Regions from separate parts of the Homo sapiens genome. Here region 1 is linked to region 2. The links are chromatin loops, found by intact Hi-C in ENCODE. Cell type or tissue: endothelial cell of umbilical vein. All regions are shown on one strand.

Region 1 (8,000 bases), 450 kb before region 2:
CATTGTGTTGACAAAACCCAAGTCTCCCTTCTACCAGGCAGCCTGGATTTTATTTTCAGATTTCCTCTGTGAATTCATGCAGGGGGAGGAGGTGGAAAGGTACTGAATGTGAATAATAACATGTCTTTGGTCAGGGACAAGGGTCAGAGAACCAGGGGTGGCTGAAGAGGGGAATGGAGATTGCCCAAGGTCACAAAGTCATCCTCCTGGGGTGGAATGAAGACTGAGTAAAACTGGTGTGTCCAGGAAAGCAGGTTTTCATTGCAGTCCCTAGAGGAGTCTGCCCTGGCCCTGTTCTCTGCTCTTCCAGGCAGAGCTGTTGATGGGGCCTCCATTGTTTATCTGTATCCATTGGAGTTGAAGAGACCTGGGGTTCTGGTCTTGGCACCCAGCTTTTTAACTCTGTGCCTTGAGCAAGTTACTGCTCTGTCTGAGGCTCAGTTTATGTCTTTGTAAAGGGGGTCATAGAAGTACTTACCTTGTGGGATTGTTGCACAGGTTAAATGGGATTGTGTACCTGTAGGTCCTAGTAGAGCACTGGGCACATAGTATGTGCTCAATAAACAGGAGCTAGTCATGTTATCACCATGTGATGCTCAGCTGTCCCTCTCTCTGGTAATAAAGCAATCCTATTCACTCACCTGATCATTTGCCAAATACTTTCTCATGCCTTCCTTTTATCGGGCCACATGCTGGGCCCTGCAGGGCATGGGAGAAACGTCTCTGTCTTCGTCTGTTTTCTGCTGCTATAACAGAACATCACAGCCTAGGTAATTTATAAACAATAGGATTTTATTTGGCTCATGCTTCTGGAGGCTGGGAAGTCCAAGAGCATGACACCAGCCTCTGGCAAGGGACTTCATGATGTATTATCTCATGGTGGAAGGCAGAAGGGCATACAAGCATATGAGACAGAGAGGAAAGGAGCTGAACTCCCAAGATAACCAAACTACAATGGCAAAAAATAGCATTTGTCCATTCATGAGGGCAGAGCCCTCCTGACCTAATCACTTCTTAAAGGTCTTACCTTTTTAATACCATCACAATGGCAATTAAATTTCCACATGAGTTTTGCAAGGGACATTCTAACAATAGCAGTTCCATTTGCTGATTCCTGCCTCCATTTCCCACTCTGGCTGCAGAAGAGGCCACACTGCCTGGTCCTGGGATGAATGGGGTGACTCAGACCAAGTCCTAGGGCCCCAGCACTGACTGGTAAAGGCGACCTGAGCGGGGGGCAACAGCACCTGCTCTCAAGTGCGTAAGAGGTCAGGGAAGTGGGCATGGACAGGGCATGGACAGTCCTGGTAGAAAACTGAGATTTTTACCCAGGAGGTAAGGGAAGGGCCAGGGGAAGATTTTCATCGAAGGCAAGTGGAAGATTTGGAAAGGTGGCCCTGGTTGCTGGGAGAACAGGTGACAGGAAGTGGGCAAGGGGAGAGGGAAGGAGGCCACTTCATATTTAACTTTTATTATAATCAAAAGATTTTAAAAATCATTTTGCTTCCAAAATTATTTGCCTACAAAAAATTCACTGAATTACAATTGGCCACAATTTATCAAGCATTATTCTTGGGAATTCTTGCAAAATGAGGAAAATTTCACCACCTATAAATTCTTTTCAAAAATAATGCAGTGTCATGAAATTTTTATGAGAACTAAATGGAACAATTAATGAACTCGCCATGATGTTAGTTTTCTAGATGTTTAATTAAACATTTATTGATTTTAATTTTGCAGTGGGTTTTTTTTTCTTCCATATTTTTGGGCACAAACATTTTCAGAGGCTCTTGAAACGTCTGTCAGCCTGATGTTCTAAGACTTTCACACCTGAAAGGTAAGATCGGGAAATGGAGGGACACACATCCAAGGGACAGGGCCCTGGCCTCCCAGAATAGTGGACAGGGTGTGAATTGATGGTGGCATTGGGTGTTGCTGAGTGCGGGACAGAAGACAGGGCAAGGGGAGATGCGTTTACATGTTAATGTGTAACTTCTTTTCATTTAAAATGGGTATCCTCCTTTGAAATTTGACCCAAAGACTTGGTAACCCAACAGCAACTTACATTTATTTGGAGCTTATTGTGTACTCAATTTCCAGTGCCTTACACTATTTCATTGACTTCTTATAGCAATGCTATACGGTAGGTAATTAAGATTAAATCTGCATTTCACAGACAAGGAAACTGAGACATGGAGAAATTACCAAGTTGACTGGCCAAGATCATAGAGCTAGTGAGCATTAAAGATGGGATTGCTATGAGACCCTAGAATCCAAGCTCTTAGCAATTCTAATATTGCCAGGAACAAATCTGTTGTTATAATTCTGCAAAGATAAGAAGAAATGCTTTCTACGTCAGACAACTCTGCTATCTAGCATGGCTTTTGAGGCCTGTCAGAAAAAGTAAGTTGCAATGTCATTGCTTCCTAAGGTTTCTTTGACTGAATGTGCCCAAGGGAACAGGACATTGTGCCAAGTACTCAGGGGCACAGAAAGCTGACTAGCTAGAAGAAGAGAGTCTAATATTTAAGATTTTTTCCTCATTATGATTTTTAAAATATTGACTACATGTTGAAACGATATTTGATATATTGGGTTAAAAAATCATTAAGATTTTTAAAAATAGAACAAGGTGACTATATGTGCACACTGATCTCATATACGCAGCCCCAGACACACACATAGCCTCTCTGTGCTTTCTCCTCCCTGAGCCCTTCTCCTCCAAGGTTCTCTGACTTTCTCACTTTACTGACCACTGCTTTCTAGTTTGTCTGAGGCTGAGCACTCCCAGAAGCACACTCCAAAGGAGAGCTTTGAGTGCAAGTTGGTTATCTGAGAGGTGGTCTCAGGAAATTCTGGGAGGTGGGTGTGGAGGTGAGCCCAGGAAGGATGGAGAGCAGTCAAGGATGTGCCATCTGCTGATGACTTCTGCGGGCAGCTGGAGCTCAATCCTGCTGGACAATGCTGGGAGAGCACGTGCCTCAGGGTGATCTACCCATAGGACAAGGGAACTGGGGTATTGATCCACCCACTCCCATCATCACTCAGTGAGGTTGCCCCTGGCAGGGGGTGTTAATTCCCTGGCACTCTTGGCCTGCTACATGGGGGCCAGAAGAAACTCCAGGCAAGGCACAGATGCCTTCAGCTGGAAGCTGGACCCATGTGGACAGAAATGCAAAGGGCCAAGTGGGTGTGGGTGGGATACCAACCACACCTGCGACAGATTTCTGCGTAAGTTATTCCTTACGGCTGCTGAGGCCTGGAGTGGTTAAGTAGCATGCAGGGGTTGAATAGCTGGAAAGGGGCAGTGGAGAGGATTTGAATTCAGATTGTATGACCACAGAGCTGGAGGCCCTGACCTCAGGCTTTGCAGATTCCTCTGCCTTTGTCGACTCTTATGAAGGGCAGGCAGGACTCTAACTCTATGAATTTAAAAAATTCATTTTTAAACTCACTCACTCACTCAATCAAGTTAGAAGCTTTTAAAGACAAATTTAATAAGTTTGAACTCAGTAAAAGCCTTTTAATAAGTTGAACGTCATGATTTCAGCCCTCTGCTCACAGAACTATTAGGCAAGATGGTGAGGGGGAGGGGGCAGGAAGGGAAGTGGGGGGTGAGGGTGAGAAGGGGAAGTTAGAGGAAGTGAGCTAACACACACAAACAGACACACAGATGGATCTTTCTTTTTAAAATTTATTTGCACATTTAAATCCATGGTTTGTTTCAAATTGTTTGATTGTGAAGCTTTTATAATATTTTGTTTTATTTTTAGAAACAGTTCTTTTACTTCAGAACAACTGTACAAAGTGCTAAAGAAAATGCATTGCTGACTTGGCACGGGTTTGCTGTGTGTTCTGTCTCCTCGCTGGCTCACACATGCTTCCTCACACTGAACGTTCCGTCTAGGCCTGCGACTGAGACAGGAAGCCAGACACACATGCTGAACTAATTTCAACAAATATCAACTTAAAACTAACCTGAAGTCGTTGGAAATGGACGGACTGGTTCAGACACGGCTGCCTTCCCCAGCTTCATGCACAGGAAACTGCACTGTCTACACAATGCAAGAGTGTTGCTGAGAGATGACAGCGTGCTGGCAGTCCTCACAGCCCTCGCTGCTCTCTGCGCCTCCTCTGCCTGCGCTCCCACTTTGGCGGCACTTGTGGAGCCCTTCAGCCCACCGCTGCACTGTGGGAGCCCCTTTCTGGGCTGGCCAAGGCCGGAGCCGGCTCCCTCAGCTTGCAGGGAGGTGTGGAGGGAGAGGTGCGAGTGGGAACCGGGGCTGCGAGCAAGAGCCAGCTGGAGTTCCGGGTGGGCGTGGGCTTGGCGGGCCCCGCACTCGGAGCAGCCGGCCGGCCCTGCTGGCCCTGGGCAATGAGGGACTTAGCACCCGGGCCAGTGGCTGCGGAGGGTGTACTGGGTCCCCCAGCAGTGCCAGCCCACCAGCGCTGCGCTCGATTTCTCGCCTTAGCTGCCTTCCCGCGGGGCAGGCCTGGGGACTGCAGCCCGCCATGCCTGAGCCTTCCCCTGCCTCCATGGGTTCCTGTGCAGCCCAAGCCTCCCTGCCGAGCGCCGCCCCCTGCTCCATGGCACCCAGTCCCATTGACCACCCAAGGGCTGAGGAGTGCGAGCACATGGCACAGGGCTGGCAAGCAGCTCCACCTGCAGCCCCGGGGCAGGATCCACTGGGTGAAGCCAGCTGGGCTCCTAAGTCTGGTGGGGAAGTGGAGAACCTTTATGACTAGCTTAGGGTTTGTAAATACACCAATCAGCACTCTGTATCTAGCTCAAGGTTTGTAAATACACCAATCAGCACCCTGTGTCTAGCTCAGGGTTTGTGAATGCACCAATGGACACTCTGTATCTAGCTACTCTGGTGGGACCTTGGAGAACCTTTATGTCTAGCTCAGGGCTTGTAAATACACCAATGAGCACCCTGTGTCTAGCTCAGGGTTTGTGAATGCACCAATGGACACTCTGTATCTGGCTACTCTGGTGGGGCCTTGGAGAACCTTTATGTCTTGCTCAGGGATTGTAAACGCACCAATCAGCACCCTGTCAAAACAGACCACTCGCTCTACCAATCAGCAGGATGTGGGTGGGGCCAGATAAGAGAATAAAAGCAGGCTGCCCCAGCCAGCAGTGGCAACCCGCTGGGGTTCCTTTCCACCGTGTGGAAGCTTTGTTCTTTCACTCTTTGCAATAAATCTTGCTACTGCACACTCTTTGGGTCCACACTGCTTTTATAAGCTGTAACACTCACCGCGAAGGTCTGCAGCTTCACTCCTGAAGCCAGCGAGCCCACGAGCCCATGGGGAGGAACAAACAACTCCAGATGCGCCACCTTAAGAGCTGTAACACTCACCGCGAAGGTCTAAAGCTTCACTCCTGAGCCAGCGAGACTACGATCCCACCAGAAGGAAGAAACCCCAAACACATCCGAACATCAGAAGGAACAAACTCCAGACGCACCACCTTAAGAGCTGTAACGCTCACCGTGAGGGTCCGCGGCTTCATTCTTGAAGTCAGTGAGACCAAGAACCCACCAATTCCGGACACATTGCCATAGCTAGAAAAGTCTTCCTGTTTTTCATGATTAATCCATTTACTTGTCAAGTGTAGTGAAATCTGTTCTTGCTAGCTGCCCAGCACCCAACCCCTTATTCTGGTAAAATCCCCTCAATTTTCCTTTGAAAACCTCCTCACCCCTTCTCAACCCATGTGGCGCTGACTCCCTCTCCAAGGTTCAGGGCAGGGCGTGGGACTCAAGCTTGGCCAATTAGAGCCTTCCATTTTTATGGCTGCAGTGACTGGTCCAGAGATGGGCATGTGACCTAAGCCAAGCCAATGAGCTTCAATTCTGAGACTTCTGCAGGAAGGACTGGGGACTAATTTCTTCGGAGTGGATTTAGAAGTGTAAGGAAATGAGCCTAGATAAAAGATAGTGCCAGGAAAGGAGAATTTGAACAGAAATCAGTAGAGAGAACAGCAATTTGATGGTGGAGACAAACTCCCCCTAACACCACCGTGAGCATGTCTAGATCCAGTAGTGTATAATTTAGCCCAGCTCTAGACTCTGGCTTTTCAATTATATGCGCCAACAATGTCCTTTTCTGCTAATAGGTCTCATTTAGGTGTAGGTCACTTACTATAGAAAGATTTACCTGATACATAAACTTATTTTAATTTTGTTTTAACAGAAAACCAAAATGTTGAATCAACTGGTTCAAGATCACTGGGTGAAGGTCTAGGGATGAAAAGCATTTTTGAGAGAGTGTAGTCAGTCCAGAGAATGCCTGTGTCCCAACCTTGCCATGTGGTCTCTGCTTGTTCATCATCAGTGATGGGCCACTCGCTGTGTGTGTAGCAGTGCTAATAATCAGAGTTCCTTTCTTTTATCCTAGAGATAATATTACATTGTTCAAAGATGTACGCATGAGATGTTCATCACAGGATTGGTTACAAAGGTGAAGGAGGCACAGACAGCCTAGATATCCAAACAAAAGGGATCAGGTCAATGAATTAGGAAGTCTGTACAGTGAAATGCTCTGAAGCTATGAAAAATGGGATCTAGAATTGTATTTATTGATATGGAAAAGTGTTCACAGTATATTGGAAAAAATGTTTATAAATTGTATGATTCCATTTTAAAATGTCTGTGATTATCCATAACCCAGAAAAATACTGAGAGTATGGAGTATGTCTCCGAGATACATAGGTGATGTGTATTCTAGATTTTCTTTCTTTCTATAATAAAAATGGATTACCTGTGTTTCTTAGTCAGCTTGGACTGTCATAACAAAATACCATGGCCGGAGTGGTTTCAACAATAGAAGTTTCTTTTCTCACAGTTCTGGAGGCTAGAAATTCAGGAGCAGGGAGTCACCATGGTCAGGTTCCGGTGAGAGCTCTCTTCCTGGCTTGCAAATGGCTGCCTTCTCATTGTGTCATTGAGAGAGAGAGAGAGAGAGAGAGAGAGAGAGAGACCAACTAAGCTCTCTGGTGTCTTTTCTCAGGGCACTGATCTCAGGGCACATGATGGCCACATCCTTATAATCATATCTAAACCTAATCACCTTCCAAAGGCCTTATGTCCAGCTACCATCCCACTGGCGCTAGGGCATCTACTTACCAATTTGGAGAGTACACAACTCAGTCCATAGCACTGTGTAATAAAAATAATAGCAAAAATCAATTATTTACATTGCATGGGACTTTGCAATGCAATGAACAATATCAGCATAGTCACAATGTAAACGCCATTTACTGAGTTTCAGATTTAGAAACATCTCACGGATAAAGCACAGATGATTTCATTATGCCGCAGGGCAGAGTCCAGATGTCATTGGTGTTGAAGAGTTGGACATAACAATGAAGAGGCCAGAGGAGGCAGTGAGCTGGAGGCCAGGGTGGGATTCCGGATTCTGCACTGGCACCATGGGGAGTGTAGAGCCGCATTCCCTTATATGGAACAAGAAATAGAGTCTAGATGAGGCAGGGAAGTGAAATTTTTCCCCTGAAGTTTTGGAAAATTGAGACTATAAAACAAACTGAGAGTAGACAGATTAACTGGAAAAAAGGAATACAAATGTGTTAGGTGCACTGTGTGCACAGGAGTCGTACAAAATATGAAAACTCAAAGAAATGTCCAGATGGCTGATGCTTTTATAGCATCGTGAGCTTACAGAAAGAATAGTTTGGCGCATGGAACACGTTATGGTGGCAATGCAGGTTATGAGAAGGAGAGAAGGGGAGGAAATGCATGGAGCAAAGACAATCTTGTTTTGCAGATGAAACTTCACCTCAGAAAGAATAGATGGTAGCCGGTAGGAATGTTTCTCTGTCAGAACTTTAAAGGTGTCAAACTCTCAGTTAATTTTTTTTTAGATCTGGACAAGATGGGCTTAGACAGAGCCTGTTCACATCTGTTGTTTACTTCACTGTATTTCCTCCGCAGATGCAGATCTCCCCTACAAGAGACATCTTTGCAGGGCTAGCC
Region 2 (8,000 bases):
TCAGACATGCTTTTAAGCAAAGATCCCTGACTCTCCCATTAAGGAGTCCAAAGAAGGACAGATCGACGTTCTCTCTGACAGCCAGAGTCCCCTGGCAGGGAGAACGGATTTGGGAATGGGGTCACAGACAACCCACACCCCCTCCCATGGCCCAGTCTTTTTGTCTCTCATGCCACCATCCTCTCCGCTGGGGAGGGGCCAATGGCGATCAGATTCGTGGATCAATGTGATGCATCTGTCTCCTGATCTCCTGACCTGTCTGCTTGGTTTTAAGGGTTTTGTCCTTTCTTTTGCCTTTTATTGTAAAGCCTCAAACTCCTTTTGAAAAAAAAGGCAGGAGCATAAATATTACATAAGTTTAAACAAGATATAAATATGTAATTGACTGTGAAGGGCTGAGTGGAATGTTTCCCAACACGCAGGTCCTGCTGTGCCCAGGATGGAGTGGGGGACCAGCCCTTTCACCGGGGCCTGTCCACTCCAAGAGGGGATGGAAACGGAAGCGTGCAGGCTGAGCTGGACCGTGAGCATCACAAGCAGAGCTGTGTGCTTCTGTGCACCACTGCGAGCCCAGCACTGCACAGCGGAGCTCACCAAACACTGAATGAATGAATGAATGAATGAATGAATGAATGAATGAATGAATGAATGCATGCATGAATGAACTGCTTCATCCTTCTGCATGTTCTCCATTCAGATAGGGTTTCCAGAGAGCAGCTAGAGATTGGGAAACTGGAGATGTCATGCGCTGAAGCCTATTTAATCAGGTCTTCTATGTCCTGGAGGTGCTCGGGGGTGGAAAAGGGACAACTTCCAAGGGAAACAGCGTTGGGAACGTGCCCACCATGGAACAAAAGCTTCCTGCACCCCCTGAGGAATCAGCACCCTGCCTGGTGCCCTGTGCATTTCCTGCGCTGTTTTCTCCACACTTCCACTGCCACCAGCCTGGCTTGGGCCATCATTACTCCAGCCTCTCCCCCTGCACTCCACTGTCCCTTCTCCAGTTCACAGCCAGAATGATGCTTTTAACATGGGAATCTGAGCCTGTTGCCACACAGCCCAAGAACCCTTCCCTTCTGAGCCTGCAAGCCTGCATGACCTGGCCCAGCCCCAAGAATCTCATTGCTCCCTTTTCCTCCCTCTTGCTCCCCCAACAAAAACCCTTCTCAGGACCCTTGCCCTTGAGGTGCCTTTGCCTGGATGGCTCTTCTCCAAAACAGTCTCCCAGCTCCTCTCTCCCTCACTTTCTTCCAACCCTGCTCAAATGCCACCTCCTCTAAGCAGTCCTCCCTGACTGCTCAGGCAAAACACCACCACCACCACCACCACCACCAGACTCACAACTCTCCACCCCCTTACCTGGTCTTACCTTTCTTTATAGCACCTTTCTCTGCCTGACAGCCATCGCACTGTGCGTAGATTCATTTATTCACTTCTTGTTCACCTCTCTTATTTAAAAGAGAGCATTGTGAGAACAGGGACCATGTCCATCTAGCTCACCACTAAACCCCAGTGTCCAACACATAGGAACATGGCAATCAATATTTGTTGACTAAATTAACTCCCATCTAAGAGATGAAGTGACCGGGACTTGGAGAGGTGAAAAACACCTTCGGAAGATGAGCGTAGACCCTGGCTCTTCCCCTTACCTGCGGGGGTCAGATTCTTTCCCAAGTCAAGACAATGGTGACTGCCATGCAGACTCTGAGACCCTGACCCAGGCAATGCTCAGAGAATGACTTCGCACAGGTTTATTATGTTTGGCAAGAGATAATTAACCGTGTCCCTTGTATCAACAGCCTTGGATAAAGAGTGGCCCCAGCTCTGCAAGCACCCAGGCAGTTTTGCAAACCAGATTATTACTTCATATAAATATTTAATGAGGCTTGCCCTCTAGGTCTCCCTTCCTGGTCCATGATCATTAAATATAATCTTGCAGCCAAAATTCAAACTCAGCTGTCTTGGGTGGGAGGAGGGAGAGTTCAAACCTACTGAAGACCCTGGTTAACTTTAAACTCAATAGCAGATGAAGGGGAAAACAGCACAGAAGGGGGGAAAAGGGAGGTAGGGAGGGAAGAAGAGAGGCATGACAGGCCAATATTTCTAAAAAGCCCCATTGGACACTGTAGTGTAGCAAATGGTGTCCCCCAAAATTCGTGTCTACTGGAACCTCAGAATGTGATGTCGTCTGGAAATCGGGTCTTTTCAGATGTCATTAGTTAAAATGAGGTCATACAGGATTAGGGTAGATCCTAAATCCAATGACTGATGTCCTTATTGAAAAAAAAAAAAAAAAAAAAGGAGAGAAGCCAGAAGGCCACGTAGAGACAGCAGTGTTGCAGCCACAAGCCAAGGGCCACCTGGAACCACCAGATGCTGGAAGAGACAAGGAAAGACCCTTCCCTAGCTCTTCTGGAGGGGGCACGGCTCTGTGTATACCTTGATTTTGAACCTCTGGCCTCCAGAACTCTGAGATAATATATTCCTGCTGTTCTAAACCAGCCAGTTTGCAGTAATTTGTCACAGCAGCCCCCAGGAGATTCATACAGGCTCTCTGGAATTTTCTCCAGGGCACTCCCCACCCCCAGAGCCTCTCCACCAGAGCTAAGTGAGGGCCAGGAATGGGAGCATGTGGTGGTTTTTGAGCAGGAGGCCCAGGCTCTGTGGCTGTGCCCTGAGCTGCCTCAGTCTCCCCAGCCACCCCTCGGCTAGCTTGGCCCTCCAGAGCCAGCTGACCCTCTGGGGGCTCTCAGGGCCCTGGCTCCATGTCACCTCTTTGCTTTCCCTTCCTCTCAAAGTCCTCTTCTTGAAATACCAACACGTGAGCTTCCAATGATGCTTCTTGGGCTGGAATCAGGCCGCACTGCAGGTACACTGAGGGCCCACCATGTGGGGTCAAGAGTCAAATTCAGGGAGACCCTGTACACAGCAGGGCCATCCGTATCTCTGACTGCCCCCTGCAACTCCCCGTGTTCCTTCTCACTTCTCACCCCCGCGATGAGAGGCCTCATCCAGGACAGCCTGAGCAGCCCAGCACCCAGCAGGGAGGTTGGCTGCAGGCAGGGGTGAGGGCCTGGGTCCGCACTGTGCTGCCCACATCTACTGTGCCCAGGAGCACCCCAGGCCCCCGCCCAGGTGCAGGCTTTGTCGCAGGAGGCATGTGGGGCCTGAGGTCCTGCGTTGCAGGCAAGCTCTCTAGTGACGTAAGACATGCTTGGCAGGACAGCTCGGGAGAGGCCTCTCTGTGCCTTCATCCCTGGCCAGCTGGTCTTCCTGAAGGGACCACATGCTCCAAGGGCGGTGGTGAATAAATATACCCTAAAAGGTCGAGAGACAACCTCCACGTGCACAGGCTTTAACTTGGATTTACTCAAATAGGGAAGCCTGTTTCTTCTCTAGCAAAGGACAGAGCCACAGTGCAAACAGCCTAAAAGATAAATGAGCATGGACACTCTCAACAGCAAGAAGAGGACAGGCAGGTGGGGGAGAGGGAGAGCAGCAGTGCGTCTGGTGGACCTGCATGACTCCAACCAGTATCACCAAAAGCACTTCCAGACTAATCCATAGGTGAGCAAATCTGAAGAATCTATCATCTATCTCCCCAAAAGAGAGAAAAACTAACATTAGTTGGGCACATACTATAAGCTGTCATCCTCCATTGACTCATTTCATACCTACGAGCACCCTCTGAGATGCATGCTTGAATCTCCATCGTACAGACTGGGAGATGGAAGTTCAGAGAGGTTAAGTGACTTGCCCAAGGTCACAGAGCCCACAAGTGGCAGGATTGACAGTTCTGTTTCTTTCTTTCTATTACATCACAGGTTTTGAGAGCCGACCAGCTTCCAGGGATCATCTCCCACCTGGAATGAAGTTAAGAGAACAGGCAGGAAAGGGAAGACAGGGTGAACTGGCCAAGAAATCCCTAATTGTGTAAATTACCAGACAAAGCTCTTCAGCCCCTTCCTCATGACTCAGACATGGAGACAAAGGACAAATGAAAGGGAGGAAATGTCTTTGCCTCCCTGGAAAGGAAGGAGACCCACCAAGCAGAAAGAGAGGGAGGAGGGAAGGGACAGCTCAGTGGAGCTGCAGTGACCAAGCGGAGTACAGCGGGGAGAAATCCGGAGACATTTCCCAGTCTTGCCAGAAATTCCCAATCCCATGCATTTTCTCCTGCAGGGGAGGAAAGGGGGTCACTGCTTCCCCTTCCCGTACTCTGCAAGGTTTAGGTCCAATTGGGTCTCACAGAACTTGATGGCAGGGGGAGTGGTGGGGAGCAGTCACGGCACCCCTGCAGAGAAACAGCTTGGGAAACTATGCCAAACTCTGACCTTGGGGGTAAGCCCCGCCTGTGTGACTCAGTTCTCTCATCCTTTTTGGAGTAGCCTGGTGGAGAGCCAGACCAAGGCTGACCACGCTCCAGGCTCTGGACTCAGAACTGGGGCTGACATAGCCAGCACTTCCTGCCTGTGTGGCCTTGAGAACTCAGCTCAGTCCCTCCATGCCTTGGTCTCCCCATTGTTGGGAGGAGGTGGCAACACCCTTGCCTGATCGTAGCACTGTGAACCTCGAGCCTGAGGCTTCTTTGAGCCCTGAGCATCCAGTACTCGGCAAGGACTTCCGTTGGTGGCATTCTTACTTCCTCCCCGTCGCTTTAGAGGGAACTCATTCATCCCCAGCTGAAGTGTAAAAACCGACTTTGCCCAAACCTAAAGAAGTGAAAGTGGACAAACAAGGAGTGGCCCCCAAAGGGACCTTCCCTTCCAGATAGGAGCTTCCATTCAAGACACTGTCCACTCCCCACTGCTGGAGAACCCCAGCCCGGGGGTGCCCAGGGCCCCCTTAAACAAGAATTATCCTCCAGAGGCGTAATGCTCGACAAATAAATGGCTCAAACACTTCCTATTTTACCCCAAAAGACAGTTACCACCAGAATAGACCCAAACTGTGAGCTCCAGAAGAACAGAAAATGTGCCCATCGTTCCCTCTGTGAATTGCCAGCAGCTATTAGCACAAGCGTCTGGCGCCTGGGATGCCCTTGGTAGGAGGGGCTTGAATTTAGGAAAAAGTGAATGTTAGGGCTCAGCTCAGGAAGTCCCAGGAGATCATAAAAAGCAGATGATCATGCTCTCTCCGGGAGGCGGAGCTTGCAGTGAGCCGAGATCGCGCCACTGCACTCCAGCCTGGGCAACGGAGCGAGACTCCATCTCACAAAAAAAAAAAAAAAAAAAAAAAAAGAGGGGGGTATTCCCAAATGCTCCAGCCCTGATCGTTCCTGACAGCTATGGAAGGAGCACAGACCAGCCAGGGCCAGAACCTTGGTTTCCAAGGGCAAACCCTCCTCATTAATTCCATCCCTTCAATGGAACTGCACTTTATCTCCTCCTGCAGAAAGGAATCCATCTCGATGTCAATCAGCGTGGCGCTCGCTTCCGACGGACTCACAGCGCAGCTGAGAAAGCTGGTCCGATGCTCCGTTAATGCGGCACTTTAATAACAATATCACTCAGATCTCAAACTGCTTAATTAGATTTCACTCATTGTCATCACTCGCCTCATTTGAACTGCTCGTTTATAATTTATGGTCTTTATGCATTTGGTTGTTCATTTGTAAAATGGGAGAAAACAATCACAGGGCAAAAAGCAAAGCTTAAGAAATGGATTTGACTTTTCCCAAGGGCTGGTGTGCTGCAGGGCTGAGCAGCAAGGTCAAAGGAGGAGGATGCTGGATGTGTGGTTGTTTACTGTTCCTGCCTGCTCAGTGTCCTTCGTCCCTTCTCCTGGTAAGAGCTCCTGGGGTTTCCCCCAGATAAGGATCCTCCCCAGCTCCAGGCCTTTGTGGTTGGTTGAGCCATTCTTCCACCTTCAGAAGGCATCTGCCAGCAGCAGCCTCCACCATCAGCTTGTTCTGACTCCAGTGGACTCAGTGATTGTTTCAAAAATAGGCACCTGACCCAAAGCAGTCCAATGACAGTGAGCCCTAAACATTTGCTGTAATTACAAACCTGCATGACTCCAAACAGCAGGTGAAGGGGAAAACAGCAGAGAAAGGAAGAAGGTCCCTCCTTCCCTTGGAACTTCCAAGGGGTCCGAGGGAAAGTCATTCCCTTGGGAATGATCCAGTTGGACGTAAACCTTGCAGAGTGCGGTGAGGGGGAGCAGTGACTCCCTTTCCTCCCCTACAGCTGGGGAAGAGTCCTGCCTCTTGCTGGTGGAATTTCAGTCTGTACAGTGTGGGGGCCAGCCTCCCTCCCACAGCTGGGTGGGGTGAGCTGGCTGAGAACCAGCTTGAGGAAGCAGAACAAGGGAATTCCTGGCGACATTTCTGAGCACCTGGACTTAGTTATGCCTGAATCCAGGGGTGCTGGATACTTAAATTTTGTGAGTCAACATGTTCCCTTGTTTCTTTCAGCCTATTTGAGCTGAATTTCTTTCACCAGCAATGGAAAGACATTCAACTGACAAGATGTGATGTCAGAGATCACCTTCATGAGAAACACCATAGTCACTGATTCTTCTACAAACCCAATTTGCGATGCATTTCTAAACATTAAAACCGTGAATAGTGCTAGAGTGATATCAAAGATGCCATTTTGAATTCATAGAGAAGAGTGGGGTTTCCTCTGGCCACCTTACCCCACATTTCAACATCACCCCAGCCCCACCATGACATAACACATTCCCTTGCCCTACTTTTTTTTTCTCCTTGGTTTTTATGCTCGAACATACTAAATATCTTACTCATTTGTTTTTTGTATGATCTGTCTCTCTCCACTACAAAATCAGCTCCCTGAGGACAGGAGTTTTTCTATGTTTTGTTCACTGATATGTCCCCATGTCAGTGGAACTGAGACATAGTAGTCCTTCAGTGGACATTTGTTGTCTGATTGAGTAAATCAAGCTGTTGTAGGAACTACATTCAGCCACTAGTAAGAGATGGAAGGCAAGCAATGTGGGAGTTTCTTTCTCTTATACGTCAATCTGGAGGGTTCGGAGCTGGTGTGGAGACGCATGGTGTTCTCTGGAACCCAAGTGCCTTCTGTCCTGCTGTCGCCCTGTCCTCAGCACACAGATTCCCTCCTCAAGGTCTTCTCATGGTCCAAGATGGCTGCTGTTGCTCCAGCCACATCATCCGCATTCCATGCAAGAAAAGGGGATAAAGAGACCCTCTCAAATGCTTTCCCTGAAGAGAAAACAACTGCTACCTTCGCTTCATTGGCCACCCCAGCTGCAAAAGAGGCTGGGAAATGACATCTTTTAGATAGGCACATTGCCATCCCAATAAGATCAATGTTCTACTACTAAAGCAGAAGGATGGAGATGGAACTTGGAAAGCAACTAGAAATCTTTGTTGGGGGCAAAAAGAAGCCATGTAAATGAGAAAATGATAGTACTATAGAGAAGAAAACTACACAGCCATTAACAATCAGGTTTTTAGAAAACTCTGACTAATGCTAGAGAATACCTATGATACAATGTCACATGAAAAAGGTGGACTCTAAAACTACGGAAGACCTCTATTTTTGTAAACACACTTCCCAACCACACACACACACACACCAAAGACTTGAAAGAAATATACCACCACATTCATAGCATTTTCCTCTAATTAGGCAGTTACAGGTGGCTTTTATTTTCCTTTTATGCTTTTTTTCCCAGAGGTTTTCGACAAATATATGTTGCTTAAAAAAAATTTTTTTTGAGGAGTCTCGCTCTGTAGCCCAGGCTGGAGTGCAGTGGCATGATCTCAGCTCTCTGCAATCTCTGCCTCCCGGGTTCAAGCGATTCTCCTGCCTCAGCCTCCCAAGTATCTGGGATTACAGGTGCCCGCCACCACACCTGGCTAGTTTTTGTATTTTTAGTAGAGACTGGGTTTTACCATGTTGGCCAGGCTGGTCTCGAACTCCTGACCTCTGGTGATCCACTTGCCTCAGCCTCCCAAATTGCTGGGATTATAGGCATGAGCCACCACACCTGGTCGCTTAAAATTTTAAGTA

What was found. Peaks named below come from ENCODE experiments on the same cell type or tissue, not always from the same donor. Only the 100,000 strongest peaks of a DNase experiment are listed, where the experiment ranks them.
Region 1: it touches region 2 in a loop (5-fold over the local background); 8 of 110 quality-filtered maps call a loop at or near these places.

The regions. Positions count from the first base shown.
Region 1 is chr20:57,624,543-57,632,542 of GRCh38, forward strand. No RefSeq gene overlaps it. Among named protein-coding and RNA genes, the nearest start is that of ZBP1, 8.1 kb to the left of the region's middle. In endothelial cell of umbilical vein, no CTCF peak of the experiment used is centred here; DNase peaks (open chromatin) are centred at 3,619 and 3,889; H3K27ac peaks cover 1,320 bases; H3K27me3 peaks cover 140 bases.
Region 2 is chr20:58,070,352-58,078,351 of GRCh38, forward strand. No RefSeq gene overlaps it. Among named protein-coding and RNA genes, the nearest start is that of LINC01742, 70 kb to the left of the region's middle. In endothelial cell of umbilical vein, no CTCF peak of the experiment used is centred here; DNase peaks (open chromatin) are centred at 4,020 and 4,400; H3K27ac peaks cover 1,596 bases.